Regions from separate parts of the Mus musculus genome. Here region 1 is linked to region 2. Evidence: chromatin loops called from intact Hi-C (ENCODE). Cell type or tissue: gastrocnemius. All regions are shown on one strand. Links, peaks and the distances in the headings refer to the core of each region. The heading gives the core; the rest is flanking DNA. Region 1 holds the start of Tbcel (tubulin folding cofactor E-like). Region 2 has its middle 8.8 kb from the start of Gm26272.

Evidence for each region. Hi-C counts contacts between places; a loop is a spot of excess contacts. Peaks named below come from ENCODE experiments on the same cell type or tissue, not always from the same donor. Only the 100,000 strongest peaks of a DNase experiment are listed, where the experiment ranks them.
Region 1: it touches region 2 in a loop (3-fold over the local background); 1 of 42 quality-filtered maps calls a loop at or near these places.

The regions. Positions count from the first base shown.
Region 1 is chr9:42,469,053-42,474,430 of GRCm38, reverse strand. Tbcel (tubulin folding cofactor E-like) reads left to right here and starts at 2,193. Exons shown (of 8, transcript NM_173038.5): 1 at 2,193-2,365. It overlaps Gm16322 (a long non-coding RNA gene), which reads right to left. Exons shown (of 8, transcript XR_001779127.2): 1 at 4,361-5,378. In gastrocnemius, for the core only: no CTCF peak of the experiment used is centred there; DNase peaks (open chromatin) are centred at 2,134 and 3,081; H3K4me3 peaks cover 1,926 bases; H3K27ac peaks cover 1,632 bases.
Region 2 is chr9:42,323,813-42,329,190 of GRCm38, reverse strand. No RefSeq gene overlaps it. Among named protein-coding and RNA genes, the nearest start is that of Gm26272, 8.8 kb to the right of the region's middle. In gastrocnemius, for the core only: CTCF peaks have their summits at 2,360 (motif pointing left) and 3,990 (motif pointing left); a DNase peak (open chromatin) is centred at 2,281; H3K4me3 peaks cover 374 bases.

The sequences.
Region 1 (5,378 bases), core at 120-5,119, 150 kb before region 2:
ATGGCAGCCAGTAGCGGTAAGAGATAACACTCCAAGTGATACCAGTATTACGTGACTGAGGAAACCTCGGTTTGACTTAAGTTGTGGTGTGTGTGTCTGTCCATCCGTCTGAGAATCCACCAGAGCCTTGGACAGCATGGCAAAGGATTTACAAAGGATCCACATCCTTAGCCCTTCATTTTATTTATATTTTGTTTTCTTGAGACAGTATGTCATGCCACCCAGGCTGGCTTCGAATTCACTCTGGGAAGCCTCAAACGCCGGCTCCTCCGGCTCCAGCCTCTCCGTTGCTGGTATGCAGCTGTGCAGCACCACATAACCCAGGTGTGCTGGTTAATCCTGTGCTCACTGTGTGCTGACCAAGCACTCTAACAACCTAGATACACTTCCAACTCCCCAACTCCCTGATTTCAATGAAAACAAAATTAAATAACAGCACATAGCTAGCAGCTAGCAGACTGAATGGCATGGCTGTAGAGTAACAGGAGACAGGTAAGAGATGAGGCTGGGAAATTCGGCCCATTGAAGGAAACTCCAAGAAGCATGTTGTTGGCTGCAGGTTCATCCTGAGGTGAAGAGGAGCCCCTGGGAGTCTCAGGGTCAGCCCCATCGAGTGATGCAGTCTGATTCAAGTTTTAGGAAGAGGACTCTAGCTGCCACAGGGAGATCAACAAGAGACGGATAGAAACATTCATCTCTGAGTTTGTTTTCTAAAGAGACTCTTGCATTCAATGTCTATGTGTGTGTTTCTATCCATAGCAACAGTATTTGTTAGTAGTAATGACTTACAGCTCTTATTTCCCCCTAGTATGTGAGCAAACCCTCCAGAGGGAAGCCCCCTGTCCCTGTCCTTCCTCCTCTGCTTCCAGTTCCTCTGCTCTGCATGTCCTTCCCACTGAGGCTCCTTTTAGCTGTGGTCCTGCCAATATCTCTAGTCCCTCCTAAGGTGTCAGCAAAGTGCTTTTCTGGGCAGGAGGCAATCGCGTAAGAGTACTCTAAGCCACTGCCTGACCCATAGACCTCAGAACGTGTTTCTTAACCAGGTCCTTCTCAAGTCTCTCTCCAGCCTAAGTCCTGCCTATGGGACAAGACAGAAGAATCAATTGAAGTCCCCAGGGCCTGAGGTTGGTAAGAATTTTTGTTTTCCTCTTTCTGGGAGCCAGTATACACATGTGCATGTTTGTGGCAACCCCCACATCCTCCTGGACACACACAGATTGACACTGGGCATGGAACTCTCCTCAACTCCTAGACTTTCCATTCACATATCTGTGCATGGCTGGTTCCTCCTCGGGATCAGCCTGCACCATCTCTATTCCGTGGGCACAAAAGCAAACAACCTAACAGCCAAGTGTGAGGCTTCGGAGCCGGGGCTATGCGTGGCCTGGTGTGAAGCATATTTTCTTTGGAGCCAGCCTGACCTGGTTTCAAGTCTCAGCCATGTCATTTTGGCTAAGTAGGTGGTCATGAGCAGATCATTTGACTCCCCAAACTTCAATTTTCAATTCTACAAAATATGTCCTTTAGGAGGTTTGTGGGTTATGTTTTGTGTGTTTTTCTTTTCTTTTCTTTTCTTTTCTTTTCTTTTCCTTTCCTTTCCTTTCTTTTCTTTTCTCTTCTTTCTTCCTTCCTTTTTTCCTTTCTTTCTTTCTTTCTTTCTTTTTAATCTCATGTATTTATTGGCTATGGCTGTAAAGCACACACAATAGGTGAAAATTGTAAATTGTTAGTGTTTGGGAGCTTCAGGTGCCTCGGGACTAGAGGGGGCACAGAACGAAGGTCAAACTGTCCCCTACGCCTAGATGTATATGAAGTATAGAGATCGTACAGGACATTTTATAGATGAGGCCTGTGAAGTCAAAGACAGGTAGTGATCACAAGTAGGGTTACACTGAGTCAGGCCAAGATTGCAGGTGTGTTTGGACACGTTCGTCCAGGGCTCCTTTCTCCAAGGATGCTTCTCTTGTAGGTGATCGGTCTTTGGACCTGTGGTTGGTTGCTCCCCTGCTGCACTGGTAAGAAAAGCAAGCAGATGGGGTGTAATTCTGATCCACTCTAGGTGAATGCCACCATTCCCGGTTGCCATGGCAACCGCAGCTCGCTCTGAGAGGCTCGTCTCCTCTGGCCCCTCCCAATCACGCAGCGGACGTGACACGTGCGGCGGGGTCACGTGTTGTTGTTGGGGTCCCCGGAAAGCTGCTTCCGGGTCAATGCAGGACACTGGGCTCTGGCGGCCGGAGAAGGGGTCGAGGTGAAGTGGAGCCGGTCCGGGGCCGGCCTGGAGCAGGCCGGAAGCCGAGCGGCGACGCGGTGGCCGGGCGGGCGGAGGCGCAGCCCGAGGAGCCGCCGCCTCCCGGGCCGAGGGGTGAGTGTAGCCCGGCCGCTGCTCCTCCTCCGGGGCCGGAGGCCCGAGGCATGCTCCACCTGTGGGGGTAGGAGGCCAAGCCTGGGATCCTGGGAGGACGGCGCACTGATGGAGGGCAGAAGGCTGGACAGCGGCAGCAAGCCAGATGCTCCCAGCCTCCTTGAGGCCTGGGGTATGGAAGCGGCTCCCTGGGTGGGAAACTTAGCTTTGAATCACTGAATCAGGAAAATGATGAAAACAACTGGACGTGTCAAGTCCTCGGGGTGTATCCCCATCTGTAAGATTTGGTATCTTAGTGGGAAAGAGCAGCTGTCCCTGTAACTCCTGGATCACTAAGCCTGTCCCTTCCTGGACTGCTTAAAGCTTGTAGTTTGCTAGGAATTTGGGGAGCATGTTTTTGCACCAAGCCGTATTAAGATTGGGGGCTGCCAGGAGACTCCATCCTAGCTTCTTGGTAATGGTGCGAAATGATCTGTGATAAACTGAATAGAGTACAGGCTTCTGGAACTACTAGGAAGACAGTCTGGGATTTGGAGAAGGGAAGAGGATTCGTCCTCCTTAGGGACACAGGCAGCAATTGCAGAAGTTGTAGTTGAGGAAAAGTTGATTGGAGGAGTTGAACTGTTGACAGTCAGTGGAGGAAGGAGGAGCCCCACTCCAAGGTTGCTTAGCTACAGGAGTTTGTAGGCTCCGCCTTAGGGCTGTTAAGGAAACTGGCAGGACCTCAAGGCCAGCTAAAAGCTTGGCTGGGACTTGTCCTTCTCTCTGCTTTTGTATAGCCTTTGCCTGTGTATCAAGAAACTCTTGAATAGATTTCAGTGGTTCCATCTTGAGCGAAGAGTGCTTGAGCAAACTGTTTGGGGGGAAGATGGGGGAGGCCCTGGGGCCCAAAGCAGGCTTGGTTAGGCTTGCCCCTTTTGTATTCTGTCTCTGTAGCTCTTGATAGGATCTCATAGGCTCGTCTTGAGCAGAGAACTGGATTAAGGATGTTTAGTCAGCCTGGGTCCTTTGGCTTTAACCATAGCTCTAACTTAAGGAAAAAAGCAAAAACCTCACACTGATAAGGGCATTATGATTTAGTTTGTGCACCTATACACACACACACACACACACACACACGAATGAAAGGTTTTTACAAAGTAGTGGCTTTATGATACAGATTCTCTTGGCCTTGACCTCACTGGGTAGCCCAGGCTGGCCTGCTACTCTCTGTATTCTTTCTGTCCCAGCCTCTCCAGTGCTGAGCTTAAAGATGTGAGGCACCATGTCTGGCTTCACAGAGCCGCGCCTACCCTTGTTAGGTACCGTCTGCTTATTTCTGTTATGTTCTATTTTCTGTCATTAGAAAGAAAACATGCTGACTGAATTCCAGCAAATCGATTCGTAGGTCACAATTTGTGGTTGGGAAAATGGCATCTTTAGGCAATTTTTTTTTTTTTTTGGTTAGTCAGCGTATAATATGTTGTTAGCTTCTGGAGGGCAAGTGCATCCTATGCACTTTGTAGGGGCAGCTTCATGCTTCAGTGGACTATAATGTTCAGTGGACTTCAGTGATAGTATAATGTGCTTGACCCATTTCCTGAAGTACCTACCATTGGGCTAAGTTTTGATGCACTTGGGCACAAGTTCATCTTGATTTTTCTCTGTCTTTTGCCATGCCTGGGAAATACAGCAGTCTTAGTTATACGTAACAGACATTCGATTTCACAGGTCCCATATTTTTTACACTGGCCGACCTGTGGGGCTGAAGCGATGGCTCAGCAGTTAATGAGCACCTGCTCTTCCAGAGGACCAGAGCTTAGCTCCCAGCACTCAATGTCAGGGGACTCTGCATGTACTCTGCCTGTGGCTCCAGCTCCGAGGGGACCCATAACCTTCTTCTGGCCTCTGGGTACCTGTACACCTGTGACGTATACTCCCACAGATGACACCTACATACACACCTACACATAAAAATAAAGTTTTTTTTTTTAAAGAGAGGAAACACGGATTTACCTTTCTGCTGTTTGATCCCACTTCAAGGTCTTGAGTAGTTTTTAGATGGGGGATTTGCTGTCTGCATAAGGATATAAGTAAAATTCATGTGTTGGGATATGGAAGAAACTTAATCATAAATGTAAGCTCGACCTTCAGCGAGATAACACCTAAATTTCTCACATGAAGATACTTTTCCCGTGTTTACGACATAGATGAAGGGCTGGGGGTAGCTCAGTAGGTAAATGGCTTGCCATGCAAGCATGAAGGCCTGTGATTCCCACCACCCTCCTAGAAAAGCTGGGTACAGTGACACACTTGTCATCTCAACACTGGGGAGTCAGGACAGCAAGATCGCAGGGGCTGAACCCGTGAGCTCCGGTTGGCCTTCATACACACGCGTGCACCTCCACAAACACACATGCACATCCACACAAGCTAGAGGAAATCCTTAGAGAAACAGTGTGAATTCTTACTAGCCATTGGTAGGTGTCAGTGAATGAAGCAAGGGCCCTTCATATGTCGCCGCTTCCTTTGAAAGTTGTCACAAAGCCTGTTGCTGCGGGGACGTGGCATGTCATAGGATGTTACCTCATTTCAGTAACCAATGACAGGATGTATACATGAGACAGTTCGTAACAGTCTTATTTTTTGATGTGGATGAAAATGGAGTTTAGAGGCACGCTCGTCTGGGAAAACTTGACCAAGTTAAACGTCTTCAGCGTAGCCCGTCTTCAATGGGTGCAGCACGGTGCCATCAGCACAGGGCACCATCAGGCATCTTTATAAAATAGGCCCCTGCCTTTGTTGTTGGCTTGTGGTGTGGCTGCTGCTGAAGGGGATTGAGTTGGCATGTGTGAACCATTGTGTCTCCGAGAAGCTAAATATTCCATGTTTTAAAGAATGTTTTGTAGTAGATGTTGGGATCGCTAGGGAGGACTCTCATTCATTTCAAGACTCTTGGAATCATTTGTACACTTGAATAAACGACTGTGGAGAACTCGCTGGGTTTGATCCTGTGTCCTTTATAAAGTGTTTT
Region 2 (5,378 bases), core at 232-5,231:
CTCTGGAAAAACTAAACAGAAACCCACAGCTTCTTTTTACCTGGGCCCCCAACAACGGCTGCCATTTTACCTGTGAAAGCACCCACATCTCTCTGCCACTGAGCTGAGGAAGTGAGGTAGAGGCAGAGGCTGCCCCTGAACTGACCCTGTTGGGAGAACCAGAAAGTCCTAGCAGCTTAGAGCATTTGCATGTGCCTAGGAGCTAAAAGAGGGCTGGGGACAGATGAAGGTAGGAAATGTGTGCTTCAGCTTGGACACCTTAGGGTCACTGGGGACAATATTGAATGTGGATGAAAACTTCAAAATTACCAATAGGGGCTAATTCTCAACACTCATCCTTGCTGGGACAGAAACCAATGGTGGCTGTGTATTCTGTTTACTCCTGGCTCCTTGAGAGCAGAGGACTCAGACAAGCTGTTGTGTCTCCTTCATTCACCCCAGAGAAGCCTGGGGCTTCCCAATCAGATGGGTCAAGCACAGTAATGCCTCATTGAGTTTCTTAGATAAAGCTTGAACAAAAACACCCAGTAAATATTACTTAGCAATCTATCTTTATTCATTCTCATAACAATGTCATTAGGAGAGTGATACAAGGACACGTGACATCAACTCCGGGCCTCCAGTGCCTGCACACAAAGGTGCACACACATATGTGATCATATGTATGTGACCACACATAGATACATGCGTGTCATCATACATACAGAACATAAAATGAATTGGTCCTTTGGCCACGTTTTTGCCACTGGCATTTGGCTTTCTCATGTGTCTGACGTCCTTCACTTGTATGCCATTGCAGTAAGCCACACTATGGAGACACAGTTTGAGACCCCGAGGTCTCGAAGGCTTAAGCCGCACAGACTTGCTTCTTGTTCATGTCTGTGGACTCTGCCGTTCGCTGGTCTCCTGGAAAGGAGATTGATGGTGTCGTCACTATTTTTTAATGCCGCCAGTTGAGTGCGCGGCTTTAAGGAATGAGTACAAGCAGCTCGGGCCCCTCCCACAGCTCTGCCTCTGTCACTTCTCTGCCTGGAAGTCTCCTTGTTGCCGTTCCCATTCCATTGGCTAGCACAAGTCTCATGGCCATCAACTAACTTTCAGAGGCCCCATAAGTTGGAAACCTGCCCTGAGCCTGTAAGGGAGACTGGAAACCAGCAGCAATGGCTTTCAAGCTGTCTTCAAGGCAAGCATGTCTCTCTGAGTTGAGAAATACTCCCTCACAAATGACAGCACAGGCAGGCCCTTTAGCCTGTTTCTCTAAAGACAGAAAAACCAGGATCCAGCCCTGACTCTTCCAATCCTCTGCCCCAAGTGTGACTCTTGAACGCCCTCAATACTGCCCCCTTTGTTTTCTTCCCTGTAAAATGGGAACATACACTTTTCTAGAAAGATTCTTTAGGTTTCTGTCTTATATTCATTTACTTGCCCACGTGTCCTCACCTGTCCATGTGGATCAGAGGACAACCTGTGCCCATGGAGTCTCTTCTTCAACCTTTGGAGTTCCAGGAATCAAATTCAGTAATTGGCTTGACAGCCTTTACCAACTGAGCCATCCTGCTGACCCTCAAAGATTCTTTCTTATGTTCGAAAATGACACTTGTTAAACATAGCCACGCGAGAGTTTAAGATACCTCTGACGCCGGAAATGGAGGTACATCCCTAGTGTCCTAATCCCTGGGAAGTGGAGGCAGGGGAGTCAGGAGTTCAAAGCTGGGTTCTGTAACCTAAGGTGTTCAAAGCCATTCCAGGCTGTGTGAGACCCTACCGCAAACCAGCAAACAGAAAAGATAATTGTTTGTACTCAAACAGGGAAGAGGGAAAGAGTCTGGTCAGCAAAGGGCAGAAAGGAGAAAACAAAGCAGCCTTGATGGTATTCAGTACCCAGGGAGACATCGGGGAGCAGGGAGCTGCTATTTGTGACAGTTGGGAATTCTATAATTGGTTTCTTAACCAGTGCTAGGTGTGTGCTTTACTCAAAATCCTCACGGCAGAGCTTAAGAGCACCAATTATTTAACATAGTCTAATATTCCAACTATTTTTAGAATCGTTTGACATTTAACAAGAGCTTGAAATCTAATAAAATTCCTTGCAACCAAAGGAATTAAGTAATTATCAAAAGATAACAGCCACCAGGGCTGGGATACAAAGCATTGCTTCTTACTAATTCTGAATTAATTAAGAAGCTACCCCTGTTAGAACCCCTCTGACTCTCTTCCAAACCTCAGGGTGTCTCCGCACCGCATGCATCACTGCGATTTTGTCCTGCTTAGAACACTGGGGAAATTTTCAGGGCTTGGGTGTACCGACATCGGCTGCCAGGCCAGAGAAAAAGAAAATCAAAGAGCACCCTCTAGTGTCCATTTTTAATATAGCGTGAAACCTGAATTATATGAAACCACAGCAATCAAATTACAATCCCCGCCTCCCCACACCTTAGCTACAGAACATTACCAGAATATAGCTTTAGAAAACACAGGAGATGCCAAGGGCATCTTCTAAAGAACACCGTAAGATTTATTTTTATGCGCACAGTAAGCCTCGCTCCGAGAAAATACCAGCTTTGGGCGTCCCATGCAAATTTTGTCCTTAATATCTATTTCTCTAACTCGATGACAAAAAATAGCTACTGAGAAAAATTAAGTATCTCTTTTAAATGTTGTGAAATAAACAATCCAATCGAGACGAGCTCATGAAATATTTACTGGCCTTTCCCCCGACGCAGAATGCAAACTCCTCTGATGTGTATCCACCAAGCAAGAGCAGTAGCTCTCTGCTCTGACTAATGGAAGGTTCTGTTGGTGATGGTTTAATTATGCTCACTGAAATATGGCTCCCTCCTAAGAAAACACTGCCATGGCAGAGGGACAGATCTCAATGTCTATAGATAGAAATAAAAACACAAAAGGGCCATCATTCCAGGAAGAACTCGACAATCAAATTCTGTATACTGAGAAAACAAATGGAGAGATTATATTCACTGTACATTTGGTTGCGTGCTGCTGTTTGCACATCGCCTCTAGGTTAGCTGTTGTTTTGTTAACATAAAATATCCATTGTGAAATATTTGGAGAACTAAGATATCCTCCCATTAGATGAAATTGCAATACATTATGCAAATGTAGCATCCTCCATAACCAATGCTTTCTCACTGTATTTAATATTGTTTGGCTTTGAATCATGTTGCACGTTGGAGGAGACATTACAGAAGTGTTAAATTGAACTTAAAGGATAAACAGCATCAAGTGCTAAGGAAAAGCACAAACCGTCTTGTATATATGTATGGGGGATTTTCATGTATATTTATTCAATAATGATCAATTCCTAATGAGAAGTGTTTAAATGGGAGCAATATTTTAATAAGCAGGAATCCAGAGTTCTTGGCTTCTTCCTAACTCTTAAATTTCTTTATGCAATAATTCAGTGTACAAAAAAATTCCAACTATGTTGTTCTATTTTAATTGGGATACAAACATTTTATTGAAGAAAGTAACATATTTAATTGCCTCGGGGCTTGCAAATACTTGAGTCTACACAAATTACTAAAGTTTCTTAAAAACAAAACAAAACAAACAAACAAAACCCTTATAGTCATGTAGAATTTTGCTTCTAGGTTATGTCTTAGCCCAAGGCAGAAAAGACATAGTTCCCAGTGGTATCCTCTTGTTACTATATTGGCTCTTTATCTTATTGTCACGACAGATTACTTGACACAGTAACTTAAGGAAGAAAGGATGTATTTTGGCTCAGAGTTTTAAGTGCTACAGTGCCTCACAGCAAGGAAGGCATGAGGTAGCTCGCTCTATGACCTCTAGATCTTGTTTTATAGTTCATGTACCTCATGGCTAGCTAGAAAGTAGAACACTCTCTCTGGAACCTGGAACAGACATCCCTTTCCTAGCCCAATGAGGACAACCAACTGCCAGTAGCTAGGCTACAGTCCCCAAGGTTCCACAGCCTCTCCAAACAGCGCCACCGGCTGGGGACCAGGGGGTTAAGCAATGGAGGGTGGACATTTCACATTCAAACCATACCTTCCATAAACATTTATAACTCAGGATTCACAGTGGTCCTCTGTGTGCTTTATGTCTTATTATGTGGACCCGTGGTGGTCACTAGTGTTCATTCGCTCTCGTTTACCGTGCATCTTCGCAGTGTGACGTGCAACATACTGTTAGGAAGGTATAGCCATATCCATGCGGAGCGGGGAGTCCGCGACATGGAGGAAGGTATACCCGCATTCGCATTCGTGCGGAGCGGGGAGTCCACCACGTGGAGGAAGGTATACCCGCATTCCTGCGGAGCGGGGAGTCCACCACGTGGAGGAAGAGTCATGATCGAAAAGCAATTTGGCAAACCGACTTGACAAGGGGAAAATGATTCAGCGTTAAACGTGGAGGCGCCTGGGTGTCATATAAGACTATTCACAGCACAAAATGGGGGGTGGGGGGAAGGACTGTGAGTAACACAGACACAAATCGCCTGTTTAAAAAGAAAAGTTCCATATTCTAAATGCTTACTTGGAACTGACAAGAGAGAAGAGCAGTGACACCCTGAGTATTAATGAAGGGTAAGCAGTATCTTGGCCCACGCAGATTTTAGAGTTTAAGGCATGTCTCCCACAGGCTAGCATGCTCTAGTAGTAGTTTTAACCTGTTTGTTTTTTTTATAGAAAACCACTTTTGTTCATTAATTTTTATTCAGAAAACTAAATTAATAGAGGGCAAGAAGCCTCAGCACAGGTACCTTCAGCACCGCCTCGGTCCTCAGTGAACAACTTATCCAACGACGACCACTAATTTAAGAGCATGCTGAGCAAGCATATTGTCCCCAGAGCAGAGGCTGCCTCCATCACAGGGAGATAGATCGCCACCACACACCTCAAAATATTTTTGATTTTAATAGGCTGTTTCAGATCATCATGACCATAAGAACTGTACTGTAATTTCAGCGTTATAATTTAAAAAACACTGATTCAACAAAATTTAGCATTCTTTCTAGACCCTCCAAAAGGCACCAGGACTCATCAAAACCAAGGAAACCAATCAGCTGTGTCAGGATGAGGTCTTCTAATTCAACCGTCGGAGGGTTTTCCAAATTTTGTAAGGAGTGTGAAATGAGAGGACTGAAAATATGGTGATTTGGAATTTCTTACAATAAAACGTGTACATTAGCCAGAGTCACCAGAAAGCAGCATTCAGAGGTGCTCCGGTATGGCCGAAGCAACAAAAATAACAAGGGCTGCTGGAGGGATGACTCAGTGGGTGGGAGTGCTTGCTGCTCAAGCATGAGGACCTAGGTTCAAATCCCCAGTCAAAAGGCCAGGAATGGCTGCCTGGCCCTGACACCCAGTGCTGTGGAAGTGGGGGTCAAGAAGACT